2 separate regions of the Homo sapiens genome follow, and region 1 is linked to region 2. Evidence: chromatin loops called from intact Hi-C (ENCODE). Cell type or tissue: left lung. All regions are shown on one strand. Links, peaks and the distances in the headings refer to the core of each region. The heading gives the core; the rest is flanking DNA. Region 1 has its middle 6.6 kb from the start of ACKR3. Region 2 overlaps DRC11 (dynein regulatory complex subunit 11).

Evidence for each region. Hi-C counts contacts between places; a loop is a spot of excess contacts. Peaks named below come from ENCODE experiments on the same cell type or tissue, not always from the same donor. Only the 100,000 strongest peaks of a DNase experiment are listed, where the experiment ranks them.
Region 1: a loop joins it to region 2, with 3 times the contacts of the local background. A loop is called at or near these places in 58 of 110 quality-filtered maps.

What each region holds. Positions count from the first base shown.
Region 1 is chr2:236,559,300-236,567,241 of GRCh38, forward strand. It overlaps a transcript of ACKR3 not described here. Among named protein-coding and RNA genes, the nearest start is that of ACKR3, 6.6 kb to the right of the region's middle. In left lung, for the core only: CTCF peaks have their summits at 3,308 and 3,516; no DNase peak of the experiment used is centred there.
Region 2 is chr2:236,348,600-236,356,541 of GRCh38, forward strand. The region is part of intron 15 of DRC11 (dynein regulatory complex subunit 11); the gene reads right to left. It overlaps LOC105373945 (a long non-coding RNA gene), which reads left to right. Exons shown (of 5, transcript XR_007088138.1): 2 at 2,171-2,413; 3 at 5,902-6,666; 4 at 6,768-6,873; 5 at 7,188-7,534. Among named protein-coding and RNA genes, the nearest start is that of IQCA1-AS1, 39 kb to the right of the region's middle. RefSeq lists enhancers at 3,081-3,582, 3,583-4,082, 7,147-7,732. In left lung, for the core only: a CTCF peak has its summit at 4,603 (motif pointing right); a DNase peak (open chromatin) is centred at 6,208.

The DNA.
Region 1 (7,942 bases), core at 1,744-5,743, 210 kb after region 2:
AGCAAGTAATATAAAGTATGCCTATGTACTCACCAATAAGGTCTAACAATTGTGAATATTTTTGCCTAAAAAATAAAAATATTGTAGAGACGTTGAAAATATTCCTATGTATTTCCCTCCATCTCATTTCCCTCTCTCTGCCTGCCCCAGGGTAACCTCTGTCCTCAAGTTGGTACATAGCCTTTCTTCCATCTGTGGTTTTTTGTATAGCTCTACAAACAATATGTGCTTTGCTTTGAGTGCTTAGAACTGTACCTAAATAGTATCACTTTATCTGAACATTCTGCAACTTGCTTTTTTTATTGGGGTAAAATTTAATGAAAAGCACAGATCTTAACTGTACAGTTGATGTCCTTTGATAAATGTGTATACCCACATAACCACTCCTCCAGTGGGAACACAAAACATTTCCAGCACCCCCAGAAAATTCCCTTCCAGTCTGTCCCCACCTCTAGAGATGACTATTTGATTTCCGGCACCACAGATTAATATGACTGTCCTTCAACCGTCACATGGTGTTTTTGTCAAACAACAATTGACCATAGTGTGTGAGTCTATTTTTGGACTCTCTATTTTGTTTCCTTGCTCCGTTTGTCCTATTGAAAATACCACACTAGGTCCATTAATATAGCTTTATAATAAGTCATGAAATTGCAAACTGTGAGTCTTTCAACACTTTCCATTTCAAGAGAGTGTTAGCTATTTTTAGGTTCTTTGCATTTCAATAAAATTTAAAATCAACTTGCCAATTATGACAAAAAGAAATTTCTGGGATTTTGATTAGGACTACATTGAATCTATGGAGCAATTTGGGAGAGCACTGACATTAACAACATTTATTTCAAATCTTTTGAATACATATCCAGAAGTGGGATTGCTGGATTATATGGTAGTTCTATTTTTAATTTTTTTTGAGGAGCCCCATATAGTGTCCCATAGTGGCTGCACCATTTTGCACCCCTGCCAACAGTGTGTAAGGGTCCCAATTTCTCCACGTCCTCACCAGCACTTGTTGCCTTTTTTTTTTTTTTTTTTTGTAAAGGCCATCCTGATAGGTGTGAGGTGATATTTCATTGTGATTTTGATTTACATTTTCCTGATGACTAGTGACATTCAGCCATTAGTCTTGAGTTCGATGATCTTTTTTCATATGCTGATTTGACATAGGCATGTCTTCTTTGGAGAAATGTCTATTCAAGTCCTTAGCCCGTTTTTAAATTAGACTATTGTTCTTTTTTTCCCTGTCGAGTTGTAGGAGTTTCTTATATATTTTAGAGATTAACCCTTTACCAGATAAATGGTTTGCACATATTTCCCCCCATTCCATAGGTTGCCTTTTTACTCCATTGATTGTTTCCTTTGCTGTGCAGGTTTTTAGTTTGATATAATCTCAGTTGTTTATTTTGTCTTTCGCTGCCCGTGCTTCTGATGTCATTGCCAAAATCAATGTCATGAAGCTTCTCCCCTTTGTTTCCTTCTAGGAGTTTTACAGCTTCAGATCTGGGTATTTATCCAAAAGACTTGAAACTGGGGTCCTGAGGAGATACAAACACTTCTCAGTTCATTAAAGCACTATTCACAGTATCCAAGGTAAGGAAACAGCCTAAATGTCCTTTGTCAGGTGAATGGATAAAGGAAATGTGGTATATACATACAACAAAATATTACTCCGTCTTAATAAAGAAGGAAATTCTGATATACGTGACAACATGAATGAAACTTGACATTTTGCTAAGTGAGAGAAGCCTGTCACAGAAAGACAAATACTCCATGATTCCATGTATATGAGGTAGCTAAAATAGTGAATCTCATAGAATCAAAGAGTGGAATGATGGTTACTAGAGGCGAGAGTTTGGGGGATGGGAATTACTAATCAGTAAGCATAAAGTTTTGATGTATAAATGTATAACATTATATCTAGTCAACAATAATATATTGTACACTTAAAAATTTGTTGAGAGGGTAGATCTCCTTTTAAGTGTTCTTACCACATTAAAATAAAATCTAAAAAAAGAAGAGTATGGAAAGAAAATAACAACACAAGTGAGTCTCCCAATCCATGAACAAGATCCTTCTCCATTTATTTTATTTTTCTTTAATTTCCCTCGGTACTATTTTTGTTGTTTTCAGTTTAGAGGTCATGACTGTCGTTTGTTAAATCTATTCCTATGAATTTTATGTGTTTCAAGGTGATATATACAAACACAATTGACTTTTTTTTTTTTTGAGACGGAGTCTCATTCTGTTGCCCGGGCTGGAGTGCAGTGGCACGACCTCCGCCTCCTGGGTTCAAGCGATTCTCCTGCCTCAGCCTCCTGAGTAGCTGGGATTACAGGTGTGTGCCACCATGCCTGGCTAATTTTTGTATTTTTAGTAGAGATGGGGTTTCACCATGTTGGCCAGGCTGGTCTCAAACCCCTGATCTCTGGTGATCCACTCACCTTGGCCTCCCAAAGTGCTGGGATTACAGGCGTGAGCCACTGCACCTGGCCGCATGACTGACTTTTGTATACTGAGTTTGTATTGTTCGGATTTTCTAAATTGGCTTATTAGTTTTTGAAGTTGTTTTGTACACTCATCAGGATTTGCTGCATAAATAATCCTGTCAACTGATAATAAAAGTTGTTTTACATCTTTCTTTCCAATCCATATGGCTTTTATTTCTTTTCTTCTTCCTTGTGCATTAGCTAGAGATTCTAGTACACTGTTGAAGGGAAATGGTGAAAATGAATATCCTTGCTTTGTTCTCCATTTTAGAAGTGAAGTGTTCAACCACTGAGTATGATGTTGGCTCTAAGTATTCATATGAGGCCTACGTCAAATTCATACATGTCGAATATCAAATTGGGGAAGTAAGTCAAATCAAAATCATTCTATTTTTAGTGCACGTGAAGTTGTTATCATGAATTGATTTTGAATTTTGTCAAATGCTTTATTTTATTAATTTAGCAAGTTATACTATTTTCAAATGTTAAACCTATTTTGCATTTCAGGTATAAATCCCACTTAGTCACAGTATATCGTACATATGTTGGATTTGCTTTGCTTTTTTATTTTTAAAAGGGTTTTATGTCTCTCTTTATGAAGGATATTGGTCTATAATGTTTTCTAGTAATGTTCAGTTATTTTCAGTTTGGGTCTCTCATAAATAGTCCTGCTGTAAACATTTTTGAGTATTTCTTCTGGTGCAATGTATACAACTTGAAGTTGGGCATGTACCTTGCAGTGAAGTTTCTGGGTCACAAGGTAAGAGTATGTTCAACTTTAGTGAATACTGCCAAAGTGGACATGCCAATTCACATTCCTACCTCCAGGGACAGCAGTGTCCCTCAGAGTGTGGACTATGAGCTATTTGTTATTAGACTGCAACGAGATAAGTTCAGAAATTAAGCGTCAGCATTTAGAAACTTTTATAGAAATTTGATGTTGCTTTGACATACAAATACATAGGCTCTTCTCGTCCAGCAGTGCATTGACCAGTTTGGATACTGTCACACTTGCATTATGAGGCGGGTGTGGGAGGAGCTTCACGTGCAATGGGGACCATGTGTTTTGGTCTGCAACGGAAATTTAAAAGGAAAGAAAGGCTGGTCTGTCACCATGTAGCGCTGGAGAAGCACTGGTGCATGAGAATTCTGGTGGTTCCACATCCTTGTTCACATTCAGTAATTTTCATGTAAGCCCTTCTGGTTGGTGTGCAGTTGGATGGCATTGTGACTACAGTTTGTATTTCCCCAATAACTAAGGAAGTTGCCCAGCCTTTTCATAAGTGTATTGGTTTCATATGTGTATCTGCATATTCCTAGGTGTGAAGTACTTCCAATTTTCAAAGTATATGTGTTAAGTTTTCCTAAAACATTTACCCTGGATACTGTCCCCCTGCCCTACTCCCATATTTCCATGATGAAGCAGGTGGGCAAAATAGGGAGAGGACAAAAACCTGATTCACAAGTGTCATTCACCTGACTTTATTCATTTAGTCAATATTTATGGGCATCCGGCACGCGCCAAGCACAGTGTGTGGAAGCAGGGATGCAGCATTGAATAGAATAGCAATGTTCTTGCCCTCTAGGGATTTATACTCCAGTTGGGGAGAAGATAGATAGTGCACTGATACCTTTGGATAGTAGTAAGTGCCACGAAAAAATAGGATAAGAAGAGAGTAACTAGGATGGGAAGATTCTTTGGTTAGAATGTCGAAAGAAGGTTTTCTAAAGCAATTATATTTAAGCCTGCATCAAAATAATAAGGAGGTGGCCACATAACAGGCCAGAAAGAGAATTCCAGGAAATGAGAGGTGCAAAGGCCCTGAGGTAGAAGCAGAGTGGTCTGAGGATTAATTAGAGAGCACTCCTCCACTTTGGTCAAAATTGACATGAGAGATGCCATAGACAGTGCGGTGGATACTGGTGTTGCTGTTCCCAGATTCCGGGACCCCCTTAGGTTCTGATGTGCCTCCCCTCCACCGTTAACGTGGGTTTACTGCCCAGACTTGCGACTGGAACTGACCCTTGAGAGACTGTCTGTAGGTGGGTTACTGCAGCCGCTGTGCCCCCACAGGCTGTGATCAGGAAGTATCTGAGGGGCTGCACCCTCCCTCCTACCACCCAGCAGCCCTAATCCAGTAGTTGGAGGATGTAGGGGTATGAAACTCCAGCCCCTGTGACAGCAGCTGGGGTGAGGCAGGAGAATAGGGTCTGGAGACAGGGAGCCTAAGGCCCACCGGCCTCTGACTTCTTGGAATTGGACCGAAAGGAAAACTCCACCTTTCCATGCCCCTGCGACAGGGGCCAGAGGCCCCTCCCTCTGCAAAAACCCCCTCTCGGGAAATGCCTCTGATTGGTCAGAGGCCAAGCTTCACTTCAGCCTGATTGGTCACAGGCCAATCCTTCATTGGCATGAGGTGTAACCCAGTTGGAGGACTCTATTGGAGGCCTCTAAAGGGTACCTAGGGGTGTTACCAAATTCTTCTAGTTTAATAAAAACCCTAAAGAACATTGCAACTGGGGCTCTTGAGCCACCTGATGGATCCTGCTCCCACTCTGTGGAGTGTAGTTTCACTCAATACATTTGTGCTTTTGTTGCTTCGTTCTTTTGTTGCTTTGTTTGTGCATTTTGCTCAATTTTTGTTCAATGTGCTAAGAACCTGGATCACTCAGTGAAGACCTTCTATCTGGCAACAGGGGCAAACTCAGGGTGTCATTCAGGCTCAGAGAGCCATGGGGATCACACTGAGGCTGAGATTTAGCCAGAAATCATACCCTTGGTTGCCCTTTTCTCTTTTCCTTCCTAGTTTTTTTTTTTTTTTTTTTGAAAGCACTTCCTTAATAAATCAGTTGTCCCTGAACTCTTACCTTAGGGTCTACTTTTAAGACTTAAAAAAGTCTGCAGTCTTAGGACTTAACACCCTCTGCTATAGGTTTCTACAATTGTTTTTCTTTTAAGAATATATTTTTTCTGTGGTACTAGGTAAAAGCATGTGCCATGAAATCGGGCACGCTTGGATTGGAACGCCATGGCCATTCAGTCACAGCCACCCTTAGGCAGGTCACCTGGTCTCTCTGGGCCTCAGTTTCCTCAATTACAAAAGTGGGACAAAGACAGTGCCACCTTTATGGCTGCTGTGAAGATAAAATGAAAGAAGATAGGCAACATACTTAACAGAAAGATGGGAAAACATGAACACTCAGATTTACCTATGACTATAAAACCTTTCTAAACTTCATCAGAGAGTTCAAAAATGTTGTCAAGCCTTGGAACGTATATCTGTTGCATTCCTTTAAAACTGTATGCTATCACTGGAATTTGGCTGGGGACAGAGGAGAGAAGCGGAAGAGAAATAGCCATTCTAGATACCTGCAAGAAACCACTCATGTGCATCCTCTCGTTTAATCCTGACAAGCACCCAGCTAGAATAGAAGGCTCTATTATAATTATAAAGATAGGAACCTAACATTCAAAGAGGCTGTTATCTGAGGAGACATGGTGTTGAAGAGGTTAAAATATGCGATTCCAGCGTATTGACTAAGTTCAACACTTTAAAAACAGCAGGTGCAACAAGATGACTTTGACCTTCCTGCTGTTTCTTAAAAGCAGAGGGTGAAATTCCTATGTGAAAGATGCCCTCCCTAGATGATGCAACATTTTTATATAGTCAAAGTCGAAACTGGGAGAGTTCTGTACAGATCTTGTTAAAAATAACTCTTATCTTTTAAGCCTCTCCATATAATTTAGTGGCTTCTTCACAACTAACTCTTCTCTGTCCAATCCACTACATAATTAACTGACTTTAGCTACTTCTTTGGGGTCTTCATTTCTTTATGAGGGCTCCTGTGCTGCGTGAAGTTTGTATTAAGTTTTTCTCCTGTTAATCTATCTTATGTGGATTAAATTCTTGGACTCAGCTGGGACCCTAAGAGGAGGGAGGTAGACTTTTCCCACCCCTACAGTGTGTATATATCAGGGTTCCAAGCCAGGTTGTCTGGACAGAGGAACCCAATTCCCTTGAGTTGAGGGGCTGTCTTTGCTTTTAAGCCGTTGCCCTGCAGAAGGGGCTTGGTGTTGCGGTTATTCTGGGGGAGCGTCCAGTCCCAGGTGAAATGACTCCTGCCATGCCCAGCTACCAGATAATGAAGCTTCTTCCCAGGGTCACAACTCCAAGAATGAGGAACGCCTCGTCCTCAGGCCAGCGGCGCAGCTGAGCCTCTCTGGGCTCATATCACAGTCACCATAACTGCACTGTCTCCACTCTAACGGGGCTCCCAGATCACAGACCCTACCGGCCGCCGCTCTGGCCCGCCAGGATCCTCACGCTTTTAAGTCAGGTGCGGTTTCTGGAAGAAGCCTGGTGGTGCCACATCTACAGGCGAATCAGATCCCAGAGCAGACAGAGCTGACCACCTGCCCTGTGGGGCGTGCAACCCCAGGTGCAGATTACAGACAGGGAAGGAGGGAGGAGCTTAGCTGAAACCCCTTCCTGACCCCTTTCCAATAAGCACTCAGGGGTAGCAAAACATCCAGGAACTTTTAGTTCTGGGTCAGCTGGGACAGCGGTAGGGACAGCGTCCTGTTCGTGCCTTCTCTGAGTTTTCTATTAGGTGCCACCAAACACATTCCCACCCAAAAGAACCATTATATTGGACCTTACTGAAAAGGTTAAAATATGCATTCTGGCATGGTAACTGTTTCAGTGAAAGGCACTTGAAAAACAGCAGGTGCAAGATCACTCTCCCCATAGCAGAAGGAAGACAGCATCCTTATCCTTAGGACTAGAAGCTGCCAGCTAAAGAATACTGCAGAGCGTCACTCTAATCTTTTTAGTCACATTTTCAAAGTTTATTCTTCTCTGTTTAATCCAGTATTTAAGTAGTGGACGCGAACTGCTTGCTCGGGTCTGTCCCTCTTTCCTTCCTTTCCTTCCCTTCCTTCCTTCCTTCCTTCCTTCCTTCCTTCCTTCCTTCCTTCCTTTTCTTTGCTAGGGCCTGCCTTTCTCTGTTGCTTTCTTTCTTGCTTTCTTTGTTCGGGTCGTCATCTCTTTCCTCTTTCTTTCTTTCTTTTCTTTCTTTCTCTCTCTGTCTTTTCTTCCTTTCTCTCTCTGTCTCTCCCTCTTTCTTTCTTTCCCCAAGGAGGATTTGCCTGCCTGCCTGCCTGCCTTCCTTCCTTCCTTCCTTCTTTCCTTCCTTCCTACCTTCCTTCCTTCCTTCCCCCTTCCCTTCTTTTTCTTTTGACAGAGTCTCACTCTGTCACCCAGGCTGGATTGCAATGGTGCAATCCCGGCTCACTACAACCTCCGCCTCCCGGGTTCAAGCGATTCTCCTGCCTCCCGAGTAGCTGGGATTACAGACGCGCGCCACCGCGCTGGGCTAATTTTTTGTATTTTTTAGTAGAGATGGGGTTTCACCATGTTGGCCTGGCTGGTCTCGAACTCCCGACCTCGCGATCC
Region 2 (7,942 bases), core at 2,676-6,675:
CTGACAATTCAGTGCTTCTCACTGGGATCACTAGGGGAGCTTTGGAAAGTACGACCTCCGGGTCTCAGCCCTGGAGATTCTGGTGTGACTGGGGTGTTGTCTGGCGTTAGCAGTTTTGAAAGCTCCCCAGATGATGCTGAAGAGCAGACATGGTCAGGAAGCCCCGCTCGGAAGCACAGATGTCTACTATGCACTGGCTTATGCACAGGTTCCCAAAGACCCTGCCCTGGTTTCTCTGCACTCTCTCAATACCACCTTGAGGGCTGATCTCAACCACTCTGGTAGCTTCAGCTGGCCTCTACGTGCTGACCACAACCAAATGCACATCCAGAGCTCCAGGCCAGAGTTTCCCATCCCCACATGGTGCCTGCCTACTGAAGCCTCAGAAGGCCACCTTCCCTCCCTCCATCCTGCCTCCTGCCCGTTCCCTGCGTGACTCTGCTCCTACCCAAGCCAGAGGCCTGGGTATCCACCCTTGTCTCATTCCCGACACCTAACAACCCCACAGTCTATTCATGGCACTTCCTAATCCCTTTCAACTCCAAGTCTTCCATTCTCTCAGCTCCTTGGTGCAAGCCCCCGATTTCCTTCCAACATGGCCTGGGCACTGCTGCCAAGGGATGGAGCTGAAGAGTGAGGAGGGGGCAAGCTCCAAGGGGCCATTGTTCCCTTACAGCTATTTTGAGTTTAAGTCAAAAGCTTCCCTACTTCCAGCTCCAAAAGTAAATAAGAAAATGAGACGTTGTATGTAAAAGGTTTATACTTCGTAAAGATAATTTGTAATAACAAAGGCAAGATCTTATTTTTTTTCAGTACCTCTTAAGAATCTCAGTTTTAGAACTGAATCCAATGGAGAAACCATCTTCGCATCAACAACTATCTCTTCAGATTGGATAAAGAAAATGTGGTACATATACACCATGGAACACTATGCCGCCATAAAAAAGAATGAGACTATGTCTTTAGCAAGAACATGGATGGAGCTGGAGGCCATTATCCTTTCCTTAGCAAGTTAATGCAGGAAGAGAAAATCAAATACCACTTATTCTCACTTATAAGTGGCAGCTAAACAGTGAGAATGCATGGACACGAAGAAGGGAACAGCAGGCACTGGGGCCTCCTTGAGGGTGAAGGTTTGGAGGAGGAAAATGAGTGGAAAAAATCATTACTGGGTACCGGGCTTAATGCCTGGGCGATGAAATAATCTATACAACAAACCCCTGTGACACGAGTTTACCTATGTAACAAACCTGCACACACACCCCTGAACCTAAAATAAAAGTTAAAAACAAAAACAAAAGCAACCGTCTCTTGTCTTAGCTGACTGCACTCGTGGCTGCTGTGGATCACTTCTCGCGATGTCCACGTGGCAAGCAATGGGTTTTCCATAGTGCCTATTGGGGCCTCTATTTTCTCAACCCAGATGGGAATTGCAGATGTGAATACCAAGTATTTCAGCGTTAACTTTTCTCTTTTTGCTCTTAACAAACTAAGCTGCGCAGCCTTGAAACAGGAGTCGCCCTAACTTGGAATGATTTTGAGACCCACAATCTTGTTTCCAGCATCAGATTCTAAATCAGTTGTTTTGAAAACGGCGGCTCCATTCTGTTGACTGTGAAGTTAGCGATTGTTCCTTTAACGTGTAGCTCCTTCAGAACTAATGGGGGAATTCCATGCTTCCTGAATTTTTAACACACACCTGTGAAGGAATTGCTCTCCCTAGTTCAGCAGCTTTGGGGGCACACAGGGTTGTACAGGGCACTCTGGAGTGATGTGGTTTGGAAGGGCTCAATTATTACCAAACAAGACAGAGAACGCTTCCCAAGAGTGTTCTCAGATGAGGATAACGATACAACTGACTTCATTTGCAAAGTGCTCTGGCGTCCAGGACACCATTTGCATCCTCACCGGACACATGCTCCATGTGTGCCAAGCACAGCCAGCGGCTCTCCCCTTTCACAGATGAGGCTGCTGAGGCAGAGCCAGGTGAGGGATGAGTCATGTGCTGGCTCAGCAACTGGTAAGTGCTGGAGGTGGGAGCGGGACCTGGGTCTGCCCAGCACCCACAAGCCCTTGCATGGACCAGGCGGCCGCCACACTGCCAGGGGAGATGGGATGCCTATTCCTTGACCTGTACCGCTACCTGATCCGCTACCATCTTTCATCCCAGCAGGAAGAATGCTAAAACCATCACTGTCTTGCCCTCCAGAGCTCGGATCTCTGGCTTTCCTGACCTTCCCCTGGGGAAGCTGAGGGGCCTGCTGGTCACAGGACCCCTGGTGACCATGTTCAGGTCTGGCCAGAAAGAAGATGGGCATGGAAACTGGGGCAGTGTCAAGCGGAAGCTACTTCGTCCAGGAGGGATGAAAGGGACAGAGGCTGCTTCTCTTGGAGAAAAGAAGACTTGAGGCTGGTAAGTTTGCTGTTTTCAAACGTGTGAAGGACTGCCATGGGGAAGAAAGGCAGGTTTTGCTATGTTTGGCCCTGAACGTAGAATGAAGGCTGTTCTTTCATTTCTTCCTTTATAAGACATTTACAGAAGAGCTTGGTATGCCAGGCACTGTGCTAGGTGCCAGGGTCACAAAGAGTAATAATGCAGGGTCCCTGACCTCCAGGAGCCCACCTGTGGTAAGGGAGAGCAGACCTGAGGTTGAGGGTGCTCCAAGGAAATCAGGGTGTCAGTGAGGGGCACCAATGACAGAAAGTGGGAGAAGTGGGCGGGTGGGGGGAACCAGGAACGGAGACCGCAGACAGTGGTTAAAGCAGACAGGTCTTCCGAGATCTCCAGAAGATCAGATGGTCTGGAGAGGGGGAAGCACCCTTCCTGGGCCAGGAGCCAGGGCACAGGGTGAGGTATCCTCACCTGGGGCACATGGGGAGCACCTGGCACTTCTGGAAGGGGTCAGAAAAGTGCACGGCCATGCTACAGAGGTTGCTTGTATCCTGGAGGCTGTGGAAGTCCTGGAAAGGACTTTAATCAAGAATTTTGATCCTTTTTATGTTACAGAAAAATCCCTCTTGGGAGTGTGTAGAGGAGGATGTGGTGGGAGCTGTGCTGGCCTTGGGGAGCAGGCAGGTGTGGGCGGTGGGCACAGTGAGGACAAGGCCCAGGCAGGGAGGTGCTGCGGGGCTGCTGTGGGGAGAAGATGAGAGCCCGCAGCGGGGGATAGGCAGGGCAGGATGGGGAGGGCAGGACTGGCCAGCCTCAATGACAGTGGGTTGTGGGTTGCAGGAGGGGTCTCGATGCTAGATGCCCAGTGGATGGTAATGAGGGGGTCAGTGCCAGCTGCCATGAGCCCCTGGGCAGCAGGGCAGGCAGGGAGGGCTGCTGGGGCCAGAGAAGAGGAGAGAGGCAAGGGCAGAAAGGGCCTCCGAGGCCACAGCAATGGCAGTGGACGCCTCAAGAATGGATGGAAGGAATTCTCGAGTAAAGGGGGACAGTAGATGAGGCCGGGAGAGGGTGACAGAGAGCCCGGGGCCACACAGGGAAGACGATGATAGAGGAGGAGGTCCGGGCTGCCAAGGGGCAGCAGCCGTGGATAGAAGGGATGGGTCTGGAGCGATAGCTAGCCTCGAAGCCAGGGGGCCAATGAGCAGGAGGGGGGCGGCCAGCGGTGGCCTGTGCTGGCCAGAGAGTTTGGTAATGAGGAGGTCACTGGTGGCCTTGGCGGGGAGTGGAGGGAACAGAGCCAGGTGACAGGGAGAGCTCCTTCACAAAGACGGGCAGACAGTAAGCCTGGGGAGGACGTGGCGCATGGGGTAGTCAGTGCCCAGGAAATGTCTGGGGATAGCGTGGGCTAGGGACAGAAGGCAGGAGGATGGGCTGGGAGGAGAAGGGCTCATCTTCCTTGCACCACAGACACTGGGGGATAGGGTGGCTGCTGCTGCAGGAAGTGTGCAGGCCAGACAAGAAATGTTGGCAGGCGCATCTGCTGGGAATAAAATCTGCCCTTAGAGTTTGTGGAAAAGCAGTGTTCTTTAGTAAAAATCTCAGAATATACTGAATGGCATAAACAACACCTCTTCTCCCTCCACCTAGAATCAACCGTTGAACACTTCCTGTCCTTACAGATCCTTTACGAAAATGGGATCTTGTTCAACACATACTGCTTTACGGGCTGCCTTGTTCATGTCATATGAAAGTTATTTCTCCGTTATCATTTTAACAGGAAGCACCAGCATTACGGTTCTAATTAATCCCCTGGTTTTGAATGTATAGATGGTTTCCATCTTTTACTACCCCAAATAGTACTTATTTAGGGCACCTGGCTGAGAATTTCCTTAGAATGACTGCCAGGAGAGGCTTCCAGGTGGAGGGGCCTGGACATTCTGTGCGTGTCGTTTTTATGCGTACTGTCACACTGCCCCCCCAGGGGTTCCATCTGTTTACACTCTCCCCAGGAATAAATGAGGGCTCTGGCTCTCTACACTCTTCTCCTCGACAAGTATTAATAGTAAAAAACTCTCTGCCAATTTGCTAATGAAAAATGGTATCCTTTGCTTTTCTAATTTTCATTTAGCTATGAAAAGGCTTCATTTAAATTACCCACAGATAGTTTGAGGTCACGGACAATTACATTAATTAATTCGTAATTGAACTTTCCAGAGTTCTGTCGGGTAGTTCACGTCACCTGCCAGTAGAGGGCTCTTCGCTACTATCAAATATCACTAGAGGGTTTTTGTTGTGTGTCAATTATGAAATAAAGACAAATTTCCACCGTGTGCCTTTTCAAATTCTAGGAAGTTCTAGCAAACAACTAAAGACGTCTCTATCCACATGCATTTTATGGGCTTGATCTTTTGTATTTTCCAAAGAAACACTGTCAAACATTCACCATCAGAATTAGATTCTCAGGGGATAATGGCTCAATTAAAACCTGTTTGTGTTTCGGCATGCATGGGTTATGAAGATGCTCTGCCCAGATGACCCCTGGACGTTTTGGAGGTTCTCTCTGAAAGGATCCTATTTTGCTTGCCAAGGAGAACTGCAGGAAAAAAAACAGCTACTATTTTTTTCAGCTGATGTGTCTCGGCTGAAACTCATTCATTCATTCATTCATCCCACACATATTTACGGAGCATCTGAGAGCTCTGTGGTGGGAAGCAGGGGTGTCTGGGAGTTGGGAGACACGGTCCCTGCCTGTGGAGGGTGCAGCTGCCTGTGTCTGAATGGGTGTCGCTGAGTGAGGTGCTGCGGGGTTAGGGGTTAGGGAGGGTGCAGGGGCGTAAGGCTTATTTGCAGGGGGAGGGGGCTCACTTTCCCATACTGTGGTCACTTGGATTCTGTTTAAATACTTCATATGACATTTTGGCCTGCATTTCCACTATTTAAAAATTACATTTTAAGTTTCTATTTCCTTGTAATACCTTTTATGTACTTGCGGAGGTTACTTCAAGTCCTCACTGCAATTAGCTGGATATAAACCATAGATGATCATCAAAAGAAGGGCAGAGGTATACTAGAATGAGAAGCCTGGCTGGGCTGGTAAACTGAGGCAAAGCAAAGAACTAGAGAGGAGCTGGGATGCAGGGGCTCACAGGAAAGACTGGGCACAGTAACTAGGAGGGGACATGCGTGTATGTCTGTGGTCAATGTGTGTGTGTGTCAATGTATGTGTGTGCATGTGCGTATGTTAGTATGAGGTATGTTAGTGTGCACATGTGTGCGTGTGTGTGTATGAGTTTATGTTAGTGTGTACATGTGTGCATGTGTGTGCATGTGTGTGAGTGTATTAGTGTGCATGTGTGTGTGTGGGGGGCAGGTTGGTGCTAGTAACAGGAACATGTTGATGCAATTAGTGCTTATCCAGACTGTGTTCAATGGGAAGGTGTTGGATGGTGGGGGGCGTCAGGCTTACAAACCACCTGAACTTAACTCTTGAAGCCCCGTCTCCTCCCCAGCCCACTGCCCACCACACTATGGCCAATGAATTCTCGCCAGGTGGAATGGACTCTAGCCAGCTTGGAGAAGCCTGTGTGCAAAGCCATTCTCAACTTCCCAAGGTACCTCCATCGCCCCCACCCCGAGTGTTTCTGGGTTGCCTAAACATTTTGAATGCTCGTGGCATCAAACCCTGGTCCCGCCTTGTCCCCACTGCCTGATACACAACACCTGCGGATGCCACTCTGTGTTTTTGGTGATTGACAGCCTGCAGAGTGTGTTTCCACACCTGACTGACACACAGTGCCCGGGGCCTCCACAGCCTGATGCCCTCCCTGTGTGGGGTGCTCCCTGTCGTCACTGGACAGGTGGAGTGGGACATGTATCCCGGGTCCTGGAGAAGCCTGGCTCTCTTGTTGCCTTCCTCCTGGGAGTCCCCTTCCCACGGCAGCCTCTGACACAGCTGGACCCGGCTACATGGCCCACCCTGGTCTAGGGGCCTTTCTTTTGTGTTCTTTTTTCTCCTTCTTTCTTTGCAGGTGCATGTGTCTGAATTCCGAGAAGTTTCCTATGTGTCGGGGTCTAGGCTCCCTCCCCACCCTGGGCCCCTCCCGGGTGTCTGGTTTGACGTGGCCTCCCAGGACTGACACCGATGTTCCAGGCAGGGGAAACAATGGCAGAGGCCTCGTTGGCCGTACAGACGCCGGCATCCCCACCCACAGTGGGTTTTGATGGACTCTGGGCGCTAGTGAGGTGTCTGTCTGTGTTCCTCACTGTAGCACATGGTCAGTGTGGCCCACTGTGGGGCGGGGAGAGTGGGGAGGCCCTGCCTATGTGGGAGCAGGCTATGTGGGCGCTCTCTGCACTTTCTCCTCCCTTTTGCCAGGAACCGAAAACTGCTCTGAAAAATAGTCTATGTAAAAAAGAAAAGGTTCTGCAGCCTATGTGCATGTCGCTCCTCAGCCTGCAGCTGCGTCCGCACGCAGTGGAAGGTGAGCCTGGCCTCTTCATGGACGACCCACTCAAGACTCAGGGCACTGGCCTCCCACCGTGTCCATACCCGAGGCTGCACTGGAGCCGCTAAATCCTGTGTCCCTCTCCCCATGTCCTTACTCCTCTCTTTCCTCTCCCCCTCCTTTTTGATTAGCCCTGTTTTAGGGGCCAGATGTAGGCCTTGGGTTATCCTTACTGATATTCACCTTGTAAAATGAGACTAACATATGTATTACACTAATTGTACATCTCTCTCTCTCTCTCTCTCTCTCTCTCTGTGTGTGTGTGTGTGTTTTAAATCAACCACAAATAGCAGCAATGTCTTTGTCTGGGTTATTAATCAGGAAGAGAAGTCTTCTTCTATGAGCTACAGAAACATACCTTTTATGAACTACAGAAATTGGCCAGGCACCTCTGCTGACACCTGGACTAGCTGTCTACACCACCACACACCACATCTGGGCAAGAGCCCTTGGTGTGCTGCCATAAGGCTGCTGGCTGTGAGCCCACAGAGGAGCCGGGTGGATGGTACTGGGGCACAAGAGCATCGAGGGTCCCTTTTGTCCAGATGCTGCAGACCACTGTGGGCCACGTGTCCTACAGCTGACACTGCCTCGGCCCCGTTCTCCCAGGTCCTCACTCTAACTCAGCCCTCAGGGGCCAGGTCACCAAGCAGAGGGGAGGAAAGCAGAACCTAAGAATGTCCAGGGGCAGAGAGGGCCCTCGACCCAGATCCAGGGGGCCGCTGAAACATTCTCTGCTCCAGCCTCCTTCCCTGCGCCCTGCCCTGGCCTTCCCTTGCCTGTCTAATGAGAGGTCTGGAGGGCGGGGGCCATTCTCACTGGCAAGGCGGATACAGGAAGAAGCAGGATGGCCTTCAGTTGCTTCATCTTCTCACACTGGGATATTCCCAGCAGACCCGCTGGCCCAGGAATGGCCTTGCCCCTGTGTCTTGTGGAGGGCACATCCTCCCACAGGGTGGGGCATGCGGAGCCGATGCTTCCCCAGAGGCCAGCTGGGGGGCCACGCGACGGTCTTGGGGCCTGACCTAGCGTGAAATCCAGAGGT